Linked DNA regions of Homo sapiens: region 2 is linked to region 1. Evidence: read pairs that join two places in POLR2A ChIA-PET (ENCODE). Cell type or tissue: PC-9. All regions are shown on one strand. Each heading gives the region's core, and the rest is flanking DNA. Links, peaks and the distances in the headings are about the cores only. Region 1 holds the start of SSB (small RNA binding exonuclease protection factor La). Region 2 overlaps CFAP210 (cilia and flagella associated protein 210).

Region 1 (11,185 bases), core at 1,947-9,946:
TCGGATGGCTGAGGCACAAGACTAGCTTGAACCCGGGAGGTGGAGGTTGCAGTGAGCTGAGATCACCGCCACTGTACTCCAGCCTGAGAGGAGAGCAATACTGTCTCTCTGTCTTAAAAAAAAAAAAGACACTATTTTTCAGGGATCGGGTCTTGCTTTGTTGCCCAGACTGGAATGCAGTGGTGCAACCACAGCTCACTGCAGCCTGAAACTCCCGGGCTCAATTGATCTTCCTCCTCAGCCTTCCAAGTAACTAGGACGACAAGCACATGCCACCATGCCCAGCTAATGATTTTTTTAAAAATTATAAAAAATAGGCCAAGCGCAATAGCTCATGCCTGTAATCCCAGCACTTTGGGTGGCCGAAGCAGGTGGATCACCCGAGGTCAGGAGTTCGAAACCAGCCTGACCAACATGGTGAAACCCCGTCTCCACTAAAAATACAAAAATTAGCCGGGCATGGTGGTGTGCACCTATAATCCTAGCTACTTGGGAAGCTGAGGAACCTGGAAGGTGGAGGTTGTGGTGAGCCAAGATCACGCCACTGCACTCTGCACTCCAGCCTGGGAGACAAGAGTGAGACTCCATCACAAAAAATAAATAAATAAATAATGTACTGTAAACTAAAAAAAAAATCCAACCTCATTTCATTGTTAATCAAAGAAATACAATTTAAAGCAACGAGACAGCATTTTTCACCTAACAAACTGGCTAAGATTAGAAAGAAAACCAAGACTACCTAGTATTGACTTGAACACAGAGAACTAGCCATTCAGGTAGATGTAAACTGACAATTATCAGTGTTTTTTAAATGTGCATAATCCTTGAGCCAGTATGGCTCCTTCTAAGAATTTTCCTTGAAGAAATCAATAAACATGTTTACTAAGATTTATATATAAGAATATTTGTCAAAGAATGATTACAGCTAAAAAAATTAGAAACATCCTTCATATTAAAGAGGAGAATGAAAAGATTATTGATTACAAAACTTTTCTCCACAAAAATGCATCCTATATTTAGCGGGGGAAAGGGAAGGAAATAAAATTGTTAGAAATGTACCACTCTGGTGGGGGATGTTTTAAAAGGTGAAGGCACTATGCTTGTGTGGAGGCAGGGGATATATGGAAAATCTCTGTACCTTCTGCTCAATTTTGCTGTAAACCTAGAACTGTTGTAAAATATAAGGTCCACTAAAAAAATTAGTATGAGCATGAAGCAAAGTGTCAAAAGCTTTTAACCTTGATAACCTCAGAAGAGTAGGATTTGAGAGTTAGCAGGTTGTGGGAGAGATACAACCTTTTCTATATACATCTTAGTATTGTTCTAAGTATTAAACACAGAATGAATAATTTCTAATTTTTCTCCTCATAGTCATAAAGAAATTAATACCAAAAAAAGGAACATGAGACATTTTAAATGCAGAGACGTGCAGCTTAAAAAAAAAAAAAAAGCAGTTCTGAGAATTGCAGAAAAACCCCACACCAAACAATATGATCTGAGGGGTTCTTAGCAAGAACCTAAGTTTAGAGATAATTTCCCATGCAACCATTATCGATATTGTAAAGATTTTAAGGTTTTTTTCTTTTTGAGTTTAATTGAACAAAGAACGATTTGCAAATCAGGCAGCCTCCCCAGCCAGAGTATGCTCACGAAGACTCTCAAGTTTCTTCCCCTCGCCCCCTGAAACAGTGTCTCGCTCTGTCATCCAGGCTGGAGTGCAGTGGTATGATCACAGCCACTGCAGCCTCTACCTTCTGGGCTCCATCAATCCTCCCACCTCAGCTTCCCAAGTAGCTAGGACTACAGGTAAACTGCTAACACACTCAGCTAATTTTTAAAATTTTTTTGTAGAGATGGGGCCTCATCATGTTGCCCAGGCTGGTCTCTAACTCCTGGACTCAAGCCATCCTCCTGCATCAGTACTGCAAAGGTACTACGGATCACTTGAGGTATTACGTTAACATAAACATAATACCTAAATTTGAAAAAATGCTAAGAGGGTTTTGAAAACAGATACTATATTAAAGTTACTGGCTGGGCACAGTGGCTCACACCTGTAATCCCAGCACTTTGGGAGGCTGAGGTGGGCAGATCACCTGAGGTCTGGAGTTCGAGACCAGCCTGGCCAACATGGTGAAACCCTGTCGCTACTAAAAATACAAAAATTAGCCAGGTGTGGTGGCGTGCTCCTGTAGTCCCAGCTATTTGGGAGGCTGAGGCAGGAGAATCATTTGAACCCAGGAGGCAGAGGCTGCAGTGAGCCAATACTGTTGTAGTGAGCCAGGATAGTGCCACTGCACTCCAGCGTGGCCAACAGAGTGAGACTCCATCTCAAAAAAAAAAAAAAAAAAAAAAACTATATTAAAGTTACAATAGCTGAGAACTGACTGGGCAGAAAAAAACTAAGATCATCAAAAATATAGTGTTATTTAACAGGGAAGGTACTTTACCAAGGACTTTTATGTTACTTATGTGTCAGGAATTCTTCTAAGTACTTAACATTATATTCACTAATCCTCCAAACTACCTTATGAGGAGGGAACTACTATTATTCTCATTTTATATGAGACTATGAAGCTAAAATTTTATATGAGACTATGAAACTAAAATTTTAAAAAGATTAAGTAACTCTAGTTTATAGTGTTACCTTTTGAAATGTTTGTACATCTTAAGTTTCACAACCTGGCTCCACCAATATAAAACTGTATGCTATTATATGTTCATCTAAGAATCAAAGGCAAACCAAATGTTGAATATGTCCATGTACTAGAATTAAATGTTCTTTCTGTATTTTCTTTCAAGGAACTTGTTTTTGCAGTTTATAGCACAGGAATCATACCTCAATTTGATGACAGATTTTGGCCTCCAGGGCAGCCATCTTTTCATTATCACCATTTTCAGCCATTGCGGCTATCTGTAAAATTTCCCAAATTAGCATAAAGTTATTTTTTATATAAAACTCAAGAATAGAAAGATAATGTTTACAAAGTATTAATATCCCGTTTTCTTAAAAAATCAAGAATTTCTATTTTCACGGGTTCAGTTTCTTTACTCAGTTCTCAAATATCTCAACAAAGCAACACTTTGGAATAAGTGATGAAAAAATCTAAAAACTATAAAAAACTTGTCTTTCAGTAAATCACTACCCCATCTTCTATAACAAGAAACTGTTTATCTTCACTTAGCTGGTCAAGCAAGCTTTAGGGAAAAAAACTCCAATCACTTACCAACCATTTCCAGTTTTAAACAGATAACTATCTATCTGTATATTACCATGGCTCTCTGTGCATTTGTTTGGTATGGGTTCACCTCTTTTTTTTTTTTTTTTTTTGAGACGGAGTCTCGCTTTTGTTGCCCAGGCTGGAGTGCAATGGTGCGATCTCGGCTCACTGCAACCTCTGCCTCCCAGGTTCCAGCGATTCCGCCTTCGCCTCCTGAGTAGCTGGGATTACAGGCGCCCACCACCACGGCTGCGGCTGACTAATTTTTGTATTTTTAGTAGAGACGGGGTTTCACCATGTTGGTCAGACTGGTCTTGAACTCCTGACCTCTGGCGATCCACCCGCCTCGGCCTCCCAAAGTGCTGGGATTACAGGTGTGAGCCACCGCGCCCGGCCTCATTTCTTTTAAAATGTAGTCACAACTGACTTACCCAAACCTTGTTACCAAGTTAGACATCATAACTTTAAGGTGAAAAATGTTACAGTTCCTTAGATACTCTATGCTAAGGAACATACGAAAACAAAAATGGGAGAATGTGGTCATACTAACACAACATTAAACTGGGGAGTATGCCTACTAATTTACTAATACATTGGATAGCCAGTTTCCTGTTTCGTATTCCTGACATTAGCACTGCAATGAAAAAAGGAAGCTGTGCTATTAGTTTGCTAGAAATTACAAACCAAGTCTTCTACTTACAAAGTACTTGCCTCCAGGACTCTACTAAGCCACCCAGTCATCCCAACTGTACAAAAGTTATGTGAACAAATCATCGAGAATATTGCCATTAGTTGACTCTAGTTATGAACTGATGTAGGTACACTTCCTGGAAGCATCCCCTGACACACTGCAATTGCATTCGATACCATGGATACACATAGGAAGCACTTGCAACGGGGTACTGTGTGATCCACATCCCCCTAGAGAAATTACTCAATTTTATGCATTGTCTTGTCTATCACAATCTACACTCCTAAGTTACTACCGTGATCTAGGGCCCCCTACAAAGCAAACGATGAAATAAAATAACTATTTAGACCCTGCAAAACCTATTTGGCCTAATTTTGGAACTGCGTTTCATCAGATACTTTTCCAGAATGTACGACTGTAAATGAAATATTACCCACGTTTTCCCGTTTCACACTGAAACCTGATGTGAGCGATGAAGGCCCTAACAGACCAAAAGAGTGACGCTGGTGTACATCTGCGGCCCAAAGTTCTTTGGCCTCCAGTCAGTCCCATAGGCTCCACAGAACCCTCCGGCGTTTACCCCGTGCCCACCTCCCCAGAAACTTTACAGAGATGGCCACAAGCCTTCGGTGAGACTAGAAGGCGGTGGAGGTAAAAAAAAAAAAAAAAAAAAAAGACGCAATGGGGATGAGGGCAGCCACAGTCCCGTCTCTAAGCAACCGCGGAACTGCCTGGGCACCAGCCACGTGCGGGGAACCCCAGGATCCCGCATTCCTCGCGGGGGCAGCCTCGCCGCCGCCCGCGCCCCCTCGGCTCCGCCGCCTCCGGCTGCGGCCCACGCGGCGCTCGGCCTGAACGTGAGGAAGGCGAGGGGCGGACGGACGCCGCGAGAAGCAGTAAAGAACGGAAACGCGCAGTCGCGCACCAGCAAAGCGGACCCTTTTGTAGCTTCTCATTAGCCACCGAGAGTTACTCACCTTTAAGGTTCCGGCCCACAGAAGCCGCGCCACAGGCTCACAAACAGCAACAGCAACGACTCCACCTCCCAGCGCCGCCGGCCAGCCTAAAGCGCTCCAAGAAGATGGGGACCGTCCCGGCAGCTCTTGCGGCCTGGGTGGGCAGGGCCACGGACGAGGTGGAGCGGTCCCTGTGCTCTGAGCATGCGCGGCTGCCGGGGCCTCCCAGGGACCCTGGAGTCCCGCCCTCAATCCCAAACAGATTGGGTTAAAAAGTACTCCAGGTTGTAGGGGAATGGCTGCTAGTTTGTGTTAGTATAAACATTTATTTTTAAGTATTTCTGGACGGCGTCTGTACCCCAGCCCTTCCTTTGGCCCTCCATTCATGTGAAGTGCTTTGGGTTTTTTTTCAGATATTTTCCAAAAATGTGTGTGAATACACACACACATCGTGTTGTAGTAGTTCTCAAAAAAAAAAAAAGGACAAGTGAAATTTAAAAAAAAAATCAAAGATCCATGAAATCTTAGAGTTTTGAAAACAATACAGTACAGCGTGTAAAAACTGGGTGTCTGGAATCAGACTGCCTGCTTCAAATAATGGTCCTCCTGCTGTGAAACTGTGATCTTGGACAAGTTGTTCAACTTCTCTGTTCCTCAGGTATAAATAGGGCCGGTAATAAATACTACCTAGTTCATACAATTGCTGTGAGTATTCAACTTGATGCAATATTGTCAACCTAAAGGGAAAAACTGAGGCAAAATTAATATAAGTAGACAGTTTATTTGAGCCAAGTTTGAGGACTGCCACATGAGAGCATGGATTCAAATTGCCCTGAATATATGCTCTGATTAGCAGCACTTACAAGTAGCTTTTAAAGAAAAAAGAAGAGGCAGTTCCTAAATTGTTTACCGATAACTTACATTACAATAACAAGCTATTGATTGGCTATACATTCTTCTTTGTATCACAAATTCGAAGAACATGAAAATGGATGAAGCAGGTAGTAAGGGACAAAGTGACTTGAAACAATTGCCCCCCAAGCATGGCGACTGATATAGTTTGGTTCTGTGTCCCCACACAAATCTCATCTCGAATTGTAATCCCCATAATCCCCAAGTGTGGAGGGGAGGAACCACACACAGGGTGGGAGGTGACTGGATCATGGGGATGGTTTCCCCCATGCTGTTCTCCTGGTGGTTTTATAGGGCAGTTTTCCCTGCTCTTGCTCGCTCCCTCTCACCTGCCACTGTGTAAGACATGCCTCTTCCCCTTCCACCATGATTGTAAATTTCCTGAGGTCTCCCCAGACATGCGGAACTATGAGTCAATTAAACCTCTTTTCTTTATGAATTACCGAGTCTTGGGTATGTCTTTATTGCAGTATGAGAACTAACTAATACAGGGGTGTAGGGACATGACTGAAGTCCCAAACTCATATCTCTCTGTGCCTGATAAATTCCGCATACCTCACATAGTTCAAACTGCTCTGGGCTCTTTTTTCTTTTCTTAAGGCCAATGAGAAAAAACATATTTAACAGGGTTGTGCTCAGGTAGTTTAAATTCAAATTAATTAGATTATCTTTTATCCACTCAAAGAATATTTATCTACTCTCTATTTTATGCCAGACACAATTGAAACCTTAATTCTTGTTTTGATCAAGTCAGTGAGAATATATGTATTTAACAGAACAAATAATATCAGTGTCAGGGTACTCTCATTCATCCATTCAGCTAACTGTTTATTACATGCCTGTTAATGTCCTGGTATGGAGGCTTAACACTGGGAATAGAAAGAAGAGTCAGAATCTGCCTAGAGACAGAGCCACCTAAACAAATATAACTGCTTCTTCATGTCCCACAACATCTGGGCAGAACTGCAGTACAGCCTATTATCAGAAGTCACACCGGCAAAAAAAACATTTATTTCATGTTCTCATCAGGTCCCTGGTCCTTTGCTCTCCCTTTCTTGTCTTTTCTTTTTTATCTTTTTCTTTCTTCTTCTTTTTTTTTAGACAGTCTCCCTCTGTCGCCCAGGCTGGAGCGCAGTGGCACCACCTCGGCTCACTGCAACCTCTGCCTCCCAGGTTCAAGTGATTCTCCTGCCTCAGCCTCCTGAGTAGCTGGGATTACAGGCGCCCGCCACCATGCCTGGCTAATTTTTTTATTTTTAGTAGAGTCAGCGCTTCGCCATGTTGGCCAGGTTGGTCTCGAACTCCTGGCCTCAGGTGATCCACCCGCCTCAGCCTCCTAAAGTGCTGGGATTACAGGCATGAGCCACCATGTCCAACCCTTTTCTTATCTTTTCTTTTTCTCCCTCGTTCCCTTCCAGAAGCAGAGTTCCATGCAGACACACCCTCTGAGGAAAATGAATTCCTGGCGGCAGACCAGGAAGCTTCATGTTTCATTTACAGTACCTAGGAGAGGACTCTCTCTCATACTGGTATCCATCTCTCATAGCATAACTTTGTAAGTCAGTACACTAAAAGACCATCTTTCTGGGTATACACTTAGTACAATTACTTTGAGAACAAATTGATAATATCTATTAAAGTTTAAGATGTGCATAGCTGATGGTGCAGAAAGTCCACTCTAAAGAATATACTCCCAGCCTGGCCAACATGGTGAAACCCTGTTTCTACTAAAAATACAAAAATTAGCCAGGCATGGTGGTGCATGCCTGTAATCCCAGCTACTAGGGAGGCTGAAGCAGGAGAATTGCTTGAACCTGGGAGGTGGAGGTTGCAGAGAGTCAAGATCGCGCCATTGCACTCCAGCCTGGGCGACAAGAGTAAGACTCTGTCTCATTAAAAAAAAAAAGATTATACTCTAGAGCAATGTTCACATCTGTACACAAGAAAACATGTTCAAGCATATTCGGGCGGGGTGCAGTGGCTCATGCCTGTAATCCCAGCACTTTGGGAGGCTGAGGAGAGTAGATCACAAGGTCAAGAGTTTGAGACCAGCCTGGCCAACATGGTGAAACCCCGTCTCTACTAAAAATACGAAAATTAGCCAGGCATGGTGGCACGTGCCTGTAATCCCAGCTACTTGGGAGGCTGAGGCAGGAGACTTGCTTGAACCTGGGAGGCGGAGATTGCAGTGAGCCAAGATCATGCCACTGCACTCCAGCCTGGATGACAGAGCAAGACTCCGTCGCTAAAAAAAAAAAAAAAAAAAAAAGAATATTCATAGCAATATGGTTTGTAAATTTAGGGAACTGGAAATCAACTAAATGTTCACCACAAAAGAATGGGTAACTAAATTAAATTGTGATATAATTAAATAATGAAATTCTATACAGTGAGAAAAATAAACTAGATCTACATGAATTGACATTGATAAATTTCACAAACATAATGCTGAGTTTAAAAAGAGATTTCAGAAGAAATATAAGTAGCAACCCCCAGTCACTGTGACAATGAAAAATCCCACCTACATTTCGAAACAGCTTCTTAATTATGAGGCTGGTTACTGCTCCCAGCCTCATATTAAGAACATTTAGTCTAGGGTAATAGCATTGCTCTATTTTGAAGATTTGGTTTTGTTACTGAATTGGGCTTGTTCTGCCTGTTGCACAATATGCCCAATCACTGAGACATCAAATTTTGCTGCAGAGAAAGGGTTTATTCATGAAGCAGCCAAGTGAGGAGACAGGAGAACAGATCTCAAATCCAGCTCCCAAAGATGGGGTTTTAGGGTATTTACGGGATAAAGGAGCAAGGTGGTCTGAGGCATGGGGAAAGGTAATTGGGGTAAGAAACAGTGAGGCAACTGGTGCTGTGCACAAGCATAGTCAAGCTTCATAGCTCTTCATAGGACACATGTCCACAAAATTGCAGCTTTAGCATGATCTGAGGGTGGAGCTCTTGGTCCTGTGATGCCAAAAGGTCACCCATTGGACACTCATGCAGGCCCAGTTGAAGAGTTGTTGGTCTCAGCTGGCTTAAGCTGGACAAGAGCTAACTCTAAGTTCCTGAAAAACAAGCAACCATTACCATGGTGACCTATATCTCAGATATGTAATCTGTAAGGAAGCTAATGGAATTTTATGTATATATTGCTTAGCTACATGACTTTTAGCTATTAAATATGTAGCTTTTAAAATTAACTAAAAACAAATGAGACAAGTTAAGTTTGGTGGGCCAAATCAGGTTAGCCCTCAGTTTCAGGTTGAAATGCTTATTAGACATCAAGGTAAAGATGTCAAGTAGGCAGTTGGTATGAGTTTGAAGAAGTCAGGGTTAAAGATATAAATTTTGGAACTATTAGTATATAGCAGACATTTTAAGTCATGTCATTATATGAGCTCTCCTAAAAAGAGTATAGACAACAAAGATGGGAGGATCCCAGACTGACCCCTCTAGCATTCGAATTTTTTGGATAATGAATAAAAGAAGAGAAGCCTGTACAGCAGCTAGAATAAGCAGACCCTGAGAGGTGCTATGAAAATATGGCACCATAGAAGCTAAAGAGTGGAATGTTTCAAGGAAGGAGGGACCAACTGAGTACATATTGCTGAGAAGATGCTATGGATTGTGTATGGGTCATGAGGATGGATCCCTTATGAGTGGCTTGGTGCTGTTCTTGTAGTAGCCAGTAACTTTCCCTTCTGATTGGCTCTCAGAGGAATGGGTTAGTTCCCATGAGAATGGGTTGTTATGAAACAATGGGTTGTTATACCAGGGTGCCCCTCAGATTTGGTCTTTCTTCACACATGCCTGCTTCTCTTTGACCTTTTCCACCATGTTTGACTCAGCAGAAAAGCCCTTACTGGGAGCCAAGAAGATGCTGGTGGGTGTCATGCTTCTTGTACAGCCTGCGAAATTGTGAGCCAAATAAACCTCTTTTAAAAAAAATTATCCAGCCTCGGGTATTCATTTATAGCAACACAAAACAGACTAAGACAGAAGATTTGCAAGCTGACCTAAACCAATTTTGTCATTGTGGCAGATACTGTCACTTATCTCTTGGCTCTCTCCTTCCTATATAATAATAAAATCACCTGTGGCTTTCAACAAAATGTATGGCCAATCAGAAATAAAAACTACATTTTTCCAGCCTTCCTTGAAGCTTAGTAAGACAATGTCTGGCCTATGAGACATGAGTGGAAGTGATGTGTGCAACTTCCAGGTAATTCTTAAATGCAATGAATTTATTCTCTTACCTCACTTTCTCTTTTCTTCAACTAGCTAGATGTGGATGATGAGCAAAACTGGACCAAGCAAATGAAGGAAACACCATAGGTGTGGCAAAGCAGCAAGATAGAAGGAAGCCAAGTCCCAACATCCTGTAGTTCCATACCAACTCTGATGGCTTCGTAGAATGGACTTATCATTCTAACCTGGACTTTAAATGCGAGGGGGAAAAAAATCCATGAAAAATTATTCAAGGCAGATGATTATAATATTTTAGACTTTTGGTTAGGGCAATTGAGAGAATTCATCACTAAGGGGCAGAAAACTCAACTAAATCAAAACTCCAGGCCAAGAGTACCACTCTGAAGGCTGCTAGGCTTGCTAAGTTTTTCTATTTCTGTGTGTGTGTGTGTGTGTGTGTGTGCGCGCGCACGCGCGCGCGCAAGATGAATATCAGATTGCCTAAAAGCCAGAAATCTAGGGTCTCCCTGAATTTTGGGAATAGATTGTAGGACTACTTTTGTGTTTTCTTGCTAATAGATGTTTGAAGGTGAATCTTGTCTACAAAAACTTCCTTCATTGTAATAAGTCATATGAAAGTGAGGTTATTAAGGGGAGACCTAGAGCCCACCCCTATGTCTAACAATTGGTGACCTCCACTATCCTCTAAATTATCTAATAATTGTGAACAGCCAAATTTACTTGGGTCAATTTGCTATATTTGGCAAGTGGACGAGATCAGCATGCATAAAATGATAAGTAGATCTTCTATAGAAGACAGTACATGGAAGTTGATAAAACAGCACAGATTCTTTACCAAGACTTCATGTAAAATAAAATAACTGTGACAGATAAAGAGAAAAGAAGGGCCTTTGGGGGCTAAACATTTTTTTAATTGAATTATATCACACAAACTATAAGGTGCATGAATTTTAAGTGCTCAATGAAGTTTCACAAGTGAACACCACCTTGTAATTACCATCCAGATTGAGATATAGAACATTTCAGCACTCCAGAAAGTTCCTTTGGGCTCCTCTCTCAGTCAATACCCTCCTTAAAAGTAACTACCATTGATTAGCTTTGCCTGTTCTAGGTCATGTAGTATGTATATATCTGGGTCTCAGTTTGGACAGCTATAACAAAATATCATAGACTGGGTGTCTTAAACAACAGAAATTTAT
Region 2 (11,185 bases), core at 1,895-9,894, 130 kb after region 1:
GAAGAAACTGGTTCCTGCGCCTAATTTCAAAGAATGAATAGTAATAAGCCATGCTAAAAGTGGGCTGTAGAGGTATTTTAAGCACAAGTGAAGGCCCAGAGTGGGATAGAATATGGTGGATTTGGAGAACTCCAAGTAGTCAAGATGGCTGTAGTATAAAAGACAAAGGGGGCATTGTGAAAGATAAGGTTGGAGAGATAGGCTAGGATCGGCTCATGGTGTCTTTTGTAGGTCATGTGCCTTAAGGCCTGCCAAAATTTGGAATGACTGTCTTCTTTGGGCAGAGACCGTATTTTAATTATTTTAATCACAAAGAAATGGAAATTGCAGATTACCAAGGGGCAAGTCTCTTTTTGCATGCCCTATTAATTGTATTACCAAGTGCTACCTTGCGGTGATTTAAAATATTTCCATACGTTCTTTGATACTCCTTCCTTCAGAGGATGGAGCCCAATTTATCTCCCTCTTAAGTGTGGCTATACATAGTAACTCATTTCCAAGAAATAGAATGTGTCAGAAATAATGGTGTGTGACATCTAAGCTTAGGATACTAAAGGCAATGTGGCTTCCTCCTTGCTGTCTCCCATGGATTGCTCATTGGGGAACCTAACTGCTGTGGTGTAAGGATACTCAAGCAGATCAATGGAGAGGTCCATGTGGCAAGGACCTGAGGTATCCTGACACCAAATATGTGACAGTGGATTCTCCAGGCTCATTTAAGCCCTTGGATGACTACTGCTTCAACTGACATCTTGACTACAACATTAGTTGAGAACCATCCAACTAAGTCACTCCCAGGTTTCTGACTCTCAGGAATGGTATGAGATAATAAGTGTTCATTGTTTTAAGCTATTAAGTTTTAGAGTAATTAGTTATTCAGCAATATAAAACTGAAACATATTGCACAGCTGCTGGCCCTGTGCCTGAAAGTGAAAATTTTCACATGCTTTCTAAACAATCTATCCTATGCTACTGTGGGGCTTTGACTAGTATAAGAGTCTTTGTGTGACTCATAGCCCAGTGGGTGTGACGGCGATAAGACAAATAAGATACCACAGTGACACCAAAATCCCAAAATAGAGGGATTTTGACCAGGAATCTTACACATAATTATTAAAAAGAAACTTAACACCGTAGCTATAGACACTGTATAGGTCTTCTTTCTTCTATATATAGGTAAGGCTTCCTCTAGGAACAGACACATAGACTTTGCTTAAGAAAAAACTCACTAATTACTGTCTGTTAATCCCATCAGCTTCACACACAAAAAAAGAAAAAATGGTCATAGGATAGTTTGCATCACTTTTTCCTAGATAAAGATTATTTAGGGAAAGAGTAGAAAGAGAGAAGAGGGCTTAAGTGATCTCATCCATTTTACAGATGTAAGTGCCATCCTAAATCTGATAACTCTAGTCTAGACCATCCCTTTGAACCCCAGCTTCACATATCCAGCTGCTTCCATGGTATCTCCATTTCAATGTCTCATAGTATCTCAAACTTAAAATGTCTACACAGAATTATTGATTTCCAGCGTTTCCAGCGGCATTTTTTTTTTTTTTTTTTTAAGACGGAGTCTCGCTGTGTCGCCCAGACTGGAGTGCAGTGGTGCGATCTTGTCTCACTGCAAGCTCCGCCTCCTCCAGCGGCATCTTTATCCAACCAGTTTTTCAAACCAGAAACCTAATAATTCACCTTGATTCCTCATTTTCCTTTATCTTCCACATCAGATCTCTCAGCAATTCATGTTGATTTTTTTCTCCAAAACAAATCATGAATTTACTGCCATCATCTAGTCCAGGCCACTCTCATGTATTCACATGGGTTGTTGTATCAGTCTCTTAATTGGCCTCACATTATTTATTTGCCAAATTCTTCTTTACTTATCATCCAGAGATATTTTATCAAGATGAAAATTGATCATATTATTATTCTACCTTAAGCACTTCAATGGCTTTCCATTCAACTTAAAATAAAATGGAAATTTGACATCCCCTCCAAGGCTCTGTATGATCTGGCCTGCCTACTTCGCAACCTCCTCTCTTACCAGTCCTTCCTCTTAGTTATGATGCCTCCATTATACTGATCTTCCAGGGCCTCGAACATCTACCAAGCTCTTGCTTGCCTCATGTTTTCTCTATGGTCTGGAATTTTACCCTTCCATTCTTCATCTGTGGACCTCTTACCAGCTCAGAGAGGCCTTCCTGTCTTAGAGTTCAACTTTGGTCAAAGTTATCTAAGTACCTCAATTATTACTCTTTTACTTAGTCTCTTATTTTTTAAAAAACACTACGATTTGTAATTACATTGTCTATTTATAGACATACCTTGTTTGATTGTGCTTTGCTTTATTGTACTTTGCAGATATTGTGTTTTTTACAAATCGAAGATTTGTGGCAACCCTGCATTGAGCGAATTTATCAGCACCATTTGTTCAACAGCATGTCACTTTATGTCTCTGTGTCACATTTTGGTAACTCTCGCTGTATTTCAAATTCCTCAATATTACTGTATCTATTATGGTGATCTGTGATCAGTGATCTTTGATGTTACTATTGTAATGTTTTGGGGTGCCACGAACTGTACCCATATAAGATGGCAAACTTAATTGAGGAATATTTTGTGTGTTCTGACTGCTCTACCAAGCACTGTTCTCCTATCTCTCTCTCTTTCCTTGGGCCTCCTTCTTCCCTGAGACACAACAATATTGAAATCAGGCCAATTAATAACCTTATAATAGCCTCTAAGTATTCAAATGAAAGGAAGAGTTGCACGTCTCTCACTTGAAATCAAAAGCTAGAAATGATTAAACTTAGTGAGGAAGACATGTCAAAAGCCAAAATAGGCTGAAAGCTGAGTCTCTTCCACCAAACAGCCAAGCTGTGAATGGAAAGGAAAAGTTCTTGAAGGAAATTAAAAGTGCTACTCTAGTGAACAAACAAATGATAAGAGAGCCAAACAGCCTTACTGCTGATATGGAGAAAATTCTAATGGTTTGGATAGAAGCTCAAACCAGCCCTGACATTCCCTTAAGCCAAAGCCTAATCCAGAATGAGGTCCTAACTCTCTTCAAGTCTGTGATGGCTGGAGAGGTACAGACACTGCAGAAGAAAAACCTGAAGCTAGCAGAAGTTGGTTCATGAGGTTTGAGGAAAGAAGCTGCCTCCATAACATAAATGTACAAGGTGAAGCATCAAGTGCTAATGTAAAAGCTGCAGCAAGTTATCCAGAAGATCTGGCTAAAATCATTGATGAAGGTGGCCACACTAAACAACAGATTTCCAGTGTAGATGAAGCAGTCTTACATTGGAAGAAAATGCCATCTAGGACTTTCATAGCTAGAAGAGAAATCAATGCCTGGCTTTAAAGCTTCAAAGGGCAGACTGACTCCCTTGTTAGCAGCTAATGTAGCTGGTGACTTTAAGTTGAAGCCATTGCTCATTTACCATTCTAAAAATCCTAGGACCCTTAAGAATTATGTTAAATCTTCTCTGCCTGGGCTCTGAAATGGAACTACAAAGCTAAGATGACATCACACGTGTTTACAGCAAGGCTTACTGAATATTTTAAGCCCACTATTGACATCTGCTGCTCAGAAAAAAATATTCCTTTCAAAATATTACTGCTCATTGACAATGCACCTGGTCATTGTCAATGAGCAGTAATAAGTTCTGATGGAGATATACAAGAGATTAATGTTGTTTTCATGGCTGTTAACATAACGTCCATTCTGCAGCCCATGGATCAAGGAGTAATTTAGACTTTCAAGTCTTACTGTTAAAGAAATGCATTTCATAAGACTGTAGCTGCCATAGATAATGATTCCTCTAATGGATCTGGGGAAAGTAAATTGAAAACCTTCTGGAAAGGATTCACCATTCCAGTTGCCATTAAGAACATTTGGGCCAGGCACAGTGGCTCATGCCTGTAATCCCAGCACTTTGGGAGGCCGAGGTGGTTGGATCACCTGAGGTCAGGAGTTCGAGACCAGCCTGGCCAACATGGTGAAACGCTGTCTGTACTAAAAATACAAAAATTAGCCAGGCATGGTGGCGGGCACCTGTAATCCTAGCTACTCAGGAGGCTGAGGCAGGAGAATCTCTTGAACCCGGGGGGCAGAGGTTGCAGTGAGCCGAGATTGCGCCATTGCACTCCAGCCTGGGCAACAAGAGTGAAACTCCATCAAAAAAAAAAAAAAAGAAAAAAGAAAATTTGTGATTCATGGGAGAAGGTTAAAATATCAACATTAATAAGAGTTTGGAAGAAGTTGATTCCAAACTTCATGGATGACTTTGAGGGGTTCAAGACTTCAGTGGAGAAAGTAACTGCAGATGTGGTGTCAATAGCAAGATAACTAGAATTAGAAGTGGAGCCTGAAGATGTGAGTGAATTGCTGCAATCTCATGATAAAACTTGAATGGATGAGAAGCTGATTCTTACGGATGAGCAAAGAAAGTGGTTTCTTGAGATGGAATCTACTGTGGGTGAAGATGCTGTGAAAACCATTCAAATGGCAGCAAAGGATTTAGAATATTATATAAACTTAGTTGATAAAGCAGCAGCAGGTGGAGAGGATTGACTCTAATTTTGAAAGAAGTCCTACTGTGGGTTAAATGCCATCCAACAGCATTACGTACTACAGAGAAATCTTCTGTGAAGAGTCAATGAATATGGCAAACTTCATTGTCTTATTTTAATAAATTGCCACAGCCACTTCAGCCTTCAAAAGCCTGAAGTAGATGGAATGGCTACATCAGTAGATGTAGATGACATGGCTCACTCAAGAAGCTCGAATTCTAGTGAAGGAGACAAGCAAAAACAAACAAACAAATAAAGTACAGGCATACCTCAGAGATATTGTGGGCTTGAGTGACTATACTTTATTGAGATTTGAGTGACTTACTTTATTGAGATATTCATTTTATTGCACTAGTTTGGAACCAAGCCCACAATATCTCTGAGGTATGCCTGTACTTTATTTGTTTGTTTGTTTTTTCTTGTCTCCCTCACTAGAATTCGAGCTTCTTGAGTGAGCCATGTCTGTTTTATCATTGTAGTAGAAATTCAATAAATACTAGGTAAATGAATGAGAGGTCTAAGGATTAGAGAAGAGTTAGGTATAATTCTTAAGTCCCTAGCATAGGTAACTGAAAAGATGGTGGTACTGTTCACCAAAATAAAGAAAAGAGACCAAAAGGATCAGTTTAGAAGAGGAGGATGATGAATTTGGTTTTAGACATAGAGAAGGTAAAGTACCTGTGTAATAGCCAGGTGATGATGCCTAGTGGGTTGTCTTTATAAGAATCAAGGTAGGCTGGGCATGGTGGCTCATGCCTATCATCCTAGCAGTTTGGGGAGGTCAAGCAGGGAGGATCACTTGAGCCCAGGAGTTCAAAGACCATCCTGGGTAACATAGTGAGTCCCCTGTGGAGTCCTAATTAGGGAAAAGGAGTCAGGCTGGTGGGAGCAAGAAAAAGCCAAAAGAAGATGCAGATAAGCTACAAGCCTGCCTTTCTTCCTGGTTCAGGACATATAGCCCTTCTGCACAAATAATTCACAATCTTCCTGTACTCAACTACCACAAGCTCACTGCAACCTTGATGTTATCAGTACTGCACAAAGCCCTCCTCAGCATACAGCATAAACACTATCCTATAAAACCTCCAGCAAGCCTTGTTTCCTTGTAGTCAGCCTCTCTGTTGTAGGCTGCCCATTGCCTCACTGGCAACGTATTTTTATACTTTTTCTAATAAATTTGCCTTTCTTTATCTACAATTGTCTTGGCAAATTCTTTTACCCTCATGCCAATAGCCCAGATAGCCATCCTTCCCCTGCAACAACTCTGTCTCTCTTAAAAAAAAAAAATAGCTGGAATTAGCTGGGTGTGGTGATGCATGCCTGTAGTTCCAGCTTGGGAGCCTGAGGCAGAAGGATCACTTGAACCCAGGAGTTTGAGGTTGCAGTGAACTATGAGGTTGCAGTGAGCTATGATTGTACCACTACACTCCAGCCTGGATGACAGAGTGAGACCAGTCTCAAAAAACAGTTTTTAAAAATGAAAGAATGAAACCTGTCTGTTGTAATAGAGAGAGAGAACTCAGTTTGGATGTTTGACTACTGACTTCTTTTTTAGGCCTCACCCTCACTTCCCTTTTGGCCCTACATCTGTACAGGCTGATAAGAAGGCTCCTGGAACTCTCCTCCTCCTCTTTTGGCACAAGTGCTTAATTTAAATCCCTCCTGCTCAGAAACTTTTCCTCAGTCCCACTTCCCTCTGCTTTGTCCAAAGCAATCAAGACCTACTTGTGCCTGCCCAGCTCTTCCCAGGAGTCCCTCATGTGAGTAATACTTTCTACCAAGTTTTCTTGGGATGTAGTGTCATCAGTCTGGACATCTGAACCAAATTTTGGGTAGTGGTCTTTCTTGCTTTTACAGGAGAACTATACAACATCTATATAAGCCCAAGAATCAGATCTGTGCTAGATAAGTACAGATTTGGAATCTTCAGAATGTGAATCAAGGATAGCAAGGAGCTGACTCAGGAAGAGCAAGGCGTTGACATATTCAACTCTGATTGCCTGGTGGAGGCTTCCCAATGCATTGTTTGAGAAGGACCAAGAATCAGCAGGAAAGAGTTTTGTGCTGGTTGCTGACTCTGCTTTGGGAATGGGAGCTGGAAGTAATGATATGAATGTTATGTGTTTCTTCCTTGAACTAGAGGATCTCAAATTTACTTCAACAAGTTAACTTTGCATTAAACCAAATTAATGGCATATAGATGACAAGTCTATTCAAACTACCCAAACTAAGGAAAAAGTCCCTTTTGACAGCTAATTAAATTTTTAATTATTGTAAATTATTATGTAAGTCACTGGCAATATATTACATTTTAACTGACTTTAGAGACATTTTTGTTATTATTCTTAGAATAGGTAAATTTTTTGCTGAAATGATGCATTATCCAATGGATGCATAGTTATAATGTTAGTGATTTCCAGATTTGCTAAGAAATGCTAAAGCTGAAAAATTTTAAAGTATCTTCTTGTTTTCCCTTAAAGTAGCAATTTAAAAACTTTGAAAGCTTCTGGTCTTAGAATTGGATGAATCTCTTTTTACAATGTTCTTCAAATCTTTTTTTTTGTTTTTGAGACAGGGTCTTGCTCCCACTCAGGCCAGAGTGCAGTGGCGTGATCTCAGGTCTCTGCAATCTCTGCCACCCAGGTTCAAGCAATTTCCTGCCTCAGCCTCCCAAGTAGCTGGGTCTACAGGTGGGCACCACCACATCCGGCCAAATTTTTTTTTTTTTTTTTTTTTTAGTAGAGTTGGGGTTTCATTATGTTGGCCAGGCTGGTCTCAAACTCCTGACCTCAGGTGATCCGCCCGCCTTGGCCTCCCAAAGTGCTGGGATTACAGGCGTGAGCCACTGCGCCCAGACATGTTCTTCAAATCTTGATTGTTGACTTGTGAGTTTGCTTCTAGGAGATTGGTAGATATAAAATATTAAATAATTCTAACAAAATTCTGGAAGCTTGGTTTTTTTTTTTTATTATTATTTTTAGGGCAATCGTAAACCTGGTTTAGCATTGGCCAACAGTGATCTTTTTCTTACCTCCTCCTAAAGAGAGTGAATCTGACTCTAAAGCTTATTATTCTGCACAGATGAATCAAGTAGGAATCTCCTGTCCTGAATTGGCTTAACAGTAACAAAGTGAACTTGTTGGCTCACTTAACTGTACAGTCCTCCATGGCATAGGGGAAGGGAATTTTCCCTTCCCTGAACCTGAGTGAGGGGACTCCAGTAAAAAATGTTTTCTCGATTGGGTGCATATGAAAGAAAGGTTGGCTGGGTACATTGGCTCATGCCTGTAATCCCAACACTTTGGGAGGCTTAGGCGGGAGGATTGCTTCAGTCCAGGAGTTTGAGACCAGCCTGGGCAACATAGCAAGACCCCATTTCTATAGAAAAAAATTTTTTTAAAGAAAGAAAGGTTTATTCCTCAGACATTCATCTATTTAGGTGGGTTGTCGACCTGCCCTATGCCTACCTTTTCAGGAAAAAAAAAAAAAAGAGAGAGAGGGCAGATAGAGTAGTGAGAAAGCCTGTATATTGTTGATTGGCTAGCAAGGATGCGTGAGTTTTCCATGGGCAAGGAGACAACTTGGACTTGCGCTGTCTTGCCAGTATGCAGAGGTTTGGCTGCTGGATGAAGGGCCTTTGAGACCTGGAGTCTTTAATCAACTGCTTAGTGTGGGAGCTCCTGGTAGCGATAGTGGTGGGGTTTAGGGGTGAGCTGAAGAGATGGAGCTGGAGCTAAATCACTCAGATCAGGGCTCTGCAGTGAGGAGGACCCTCAGGGATCTCTGAGGAACTCACACATGTGTTCTGAAAGATAGCCAGGGAGGCTCACAATTCAGAAGAAATTATCAGCTAGTCAATACTGGCTACAGAAAGAATTACAACCCAAGTGGTCAGTTGAGTAAGGAGACCTTTCTTCCTTTCATTCCATCAAACTGCATTCCTTGAGAGGCTAGGCCCATGGCTTATGTAGCATCATCTAGGGCTGAAGTTGGGAAGCACTAGGGATTAGGAACCTTTCTGTAAAATAATGTCACCATTTCTTCTTACTGTCATCCCATTAACTGGTTCTTTCTAAAGGAAAAGAACACTTACTTGGGTGAGTAATGAAATAAATTTTGAAGCAAGGAAAGTATTGCCAATTCTAGGTTAACCAAGATTGGATTAGTTTTAGTCACTGCTATTTAATGTCTGTTCTTTTCCCCCAAAGAAATTCACAGATTTTTCCTTGCAGCTTCAACTCATTCCAGGTTGGAATTGAATTCATTTCTTAAAAATATAACCTATTTTTCTGCTTTGTTCTCAATTATAATTATGTTTTTGCTTTAGAATAAAGGAACATGAGGAAGAAGAGGAAAGAAGGAAAAAATATGAAGAAAAAGATGCTGAGGAAATAAAGCGACAGAATGCATTATATGAAATTGAAATGAGAAAAAAACTAGAAAAGAAAAGAGAAGAGATGCATGAAAGCAGGAGACGGTTTCTTGTAAGTTGAAAGGGCAAAAGTTCCAAAAAGGTTCAAAGTCAAATGCCCAACTTTTAAAATTGATACATAATATATTTGTACATGTTTATGGAGTACATGTGGTATTTTGACCCATGCATACATTATGTAATGATCAAGTAAGGGAATTTAGGTTATCTGTCACCTTGAACATTTATCATTTCTTCGTGTTGGGAACATTTCAAATCTTCTAGTTATTTTGAAATGTACAATATATTGTTGTTAACTATAGTCCCCCCACTAGGCTATCAAACACTAGAACTTATTCCTTATATCTAACTGTAAGTTTGTACATCCCCACTGTGTCTCCACATCCTTACCAGCTTCTGATAGAATAACTGTCATTCTAGTCCCTGCCTCCACTAGATCACTTTTTAGCTCACACATAATGAGTGAGAACATAATATATTTGTCTTTCTGTGCCTGCAAATGCCTAACTTTTAATATTTAAAAAAAAGTGGAGTAGAAAACAAGTTGCTATTAAGTTGGGTTTCTAAGGGAGTGCATCCTTTTGGGATAGCTATATTTGCTGTGGTTTTATGTGCATGTGCTCTCATGCATGAACAAGAAAGAGAGAAGAGAAAATGAGATTTTAAAACAATGAATATATTTTCTTGAGAGTTGTGAGGAATGAATGGGGTGATTTATGTTTGGTGTCTGTTGTGCCATTAATATGTGCTCCACAAATGGTAATATTTTTGTCGCAGTTCACCACAGGGGCATGTTTGAAGGGTCTTCTCGTCCCAGTGCCACTGCTCTCTAGCTCCAGGCCTGGGGCTTCCCCTAGCACTGCTGAGGAGCTGTCTGTGCAGCTCAGCCCCTGGAGGGCAGAGGAGAGGGGCTGAGAGTGCTTGGAGGTTCAAGAGGAGGATAAAAGGATAAGGATAGAATTACAAGCAGTGCCTGAAAATGCCCAGCCTACAGAATCTGAAAAGGAAATTTATAATTAATTAGGTGAATGTAGTATTAAAAGATGCAAACGGCATCTTGGAGGACTTACAGTCATACAGAGGAGATGACCATGAAATACAAGAGGTAATCCAGCAGCCAGCAGATGAGAAGTTGCAAGAGAAGGCATGGGGTGCATTTGTTCCACTGGGAGGCAAATTAAAGAAATTTTATGAATTGTCTCAGCGGTTAGAAGCAGCATTAAAAGGTCTTCAGGGAGCCTTGACAAGTACGCCATATTCTCCCACCCAGCATCTAGTGCAAGAACAGGCTTCTGCTAAAGAGTTTTCAGAAGTTCTTCATTTCACACTCTGGTTTGATGAACTCAGGATGACAAATCCTGCTATACAGAATGATTTCAGCTATTATAGAAGAACATTGAGTTGTATAAGGATTAATAATGTACCATCAGGCCAGGCGTAGTGGCTCATGCCTATAATCCTAGCACTTTGGGAGGCTAAGGCAGGCAGATCTCTTTGAGCTCAGGAGTTCGAGACCAGCCTGGCCAACATGGTGAAACCCTGTCTCCACAAAAAATACAAAAAATAGCCAGGCAGGGTGGTGCACGCCTGTGGTCCCAGCTACTCAGGAGGCTGAGGCTGGAGGATTGCTTGAGCCCTAAGTGGAGGTTGCAGTGAGTCAAGATCGTGCCACTGCACTCCAGCCTGGGCAATAGAGCAAGACTCTGTCTCAAAGAAAAAAAAAAAAATATATATATATATATAAAATAAGCAACCTAATGAGGCATCTTAAAGAACTAGAAAAGCAAGAGCAAACCAAACCCAAAATCCCTAGACACAAACCAAGTGCAAAATTAGTAGAAGAAAATAAATAATAAAGATCAGAGCAGAAATAAATGAAATGGAAAGAAACAAAACAAAACAAAAAAAAACAGTGAAATGAAAAGTTGATTTTTTTTTTTTTGAGACAGAGTCTTGCTCTGTCAACCAGGTTGGAGTGCAATGGTGTGATCTCAGCTCACTGCAACCTCTGCCTCCTGGGTTCAAGCAATTCTTCTGTCTCAGCCTCCTGAGTAGCTAGGATTACAGGCACGCACCACCACGCTCAGCTAATTTTTGTATTTTTTTTAGTAGAGACAAGATTTCACCATGTTGGCCAGGCTGGTCTTGAACTCCTGACCTTGTGATCTGCTCGCCTTG

Evidence for each region. ChIA-PET counts read pairs that join two places held together with the same protein. Peaks named below come from ENCODE experiments on the same cell type or tissue, not always from the same donor. Only the 100,000 strongest peaks of a DNase experiment are listed, where the experiment ranks them.
Region 2: POLR2A ChIA-PET joins it to region 1 with 10 read pairs; 4 of 35 experiments call an interaction of 5 or more read pairs at or near these places.

What each region holds. Positions count from the first base shown.
Region 1 is chr2:169,792,681-169,803,865 of GRCh38, reverse strand. It overlaps SSB (small RNA binding exonuclease protection factor La), which reads right to left and starts at 4,995. Exons shown (of 12, transcript NM_003142.5): 1 at 4,890-4,995; 2 at 2,840-2,914. The coding sequence starts at 2,905. LOC124907905 (a long non-coding RNA gene) reads right to left here and starts at 10,215. Exons shown (of 2, transcript XR_007087290.1): 1 at 10,034-10,215; 2 at 8,473-8,842. RefSeq lists a silencer at 4,561-4,760 and an enhancer at 4,712-5,212. In PC-9, for the core only: no CTCF peak of the experiment used is centred there; a DNase peak (open chromatin) is centred at 4,995; H3K4me3 peaks cover 2,195 bases; H3K27ac peaks cover 1,527 bases.
Region 2 is chr2:169,660,154-169,671,338 of GRCh38, reverse strand. It overlaps CFAP210 (cilia and flagella associated protein 210), which reads left to right. Exons shown (of 9, transcript NM_001085447.2): 5 at 8,903-9,059. It also overlaps the pseudogene LOC100421474. Among named protein-coding and RNA genes, the nearest start is that of CFAP210, 29 kb to the left of the region's middle. In PC-9, for the core only: no CTCF peak of the experiment used is centred there; no DNase peak of the experiment used is centred there.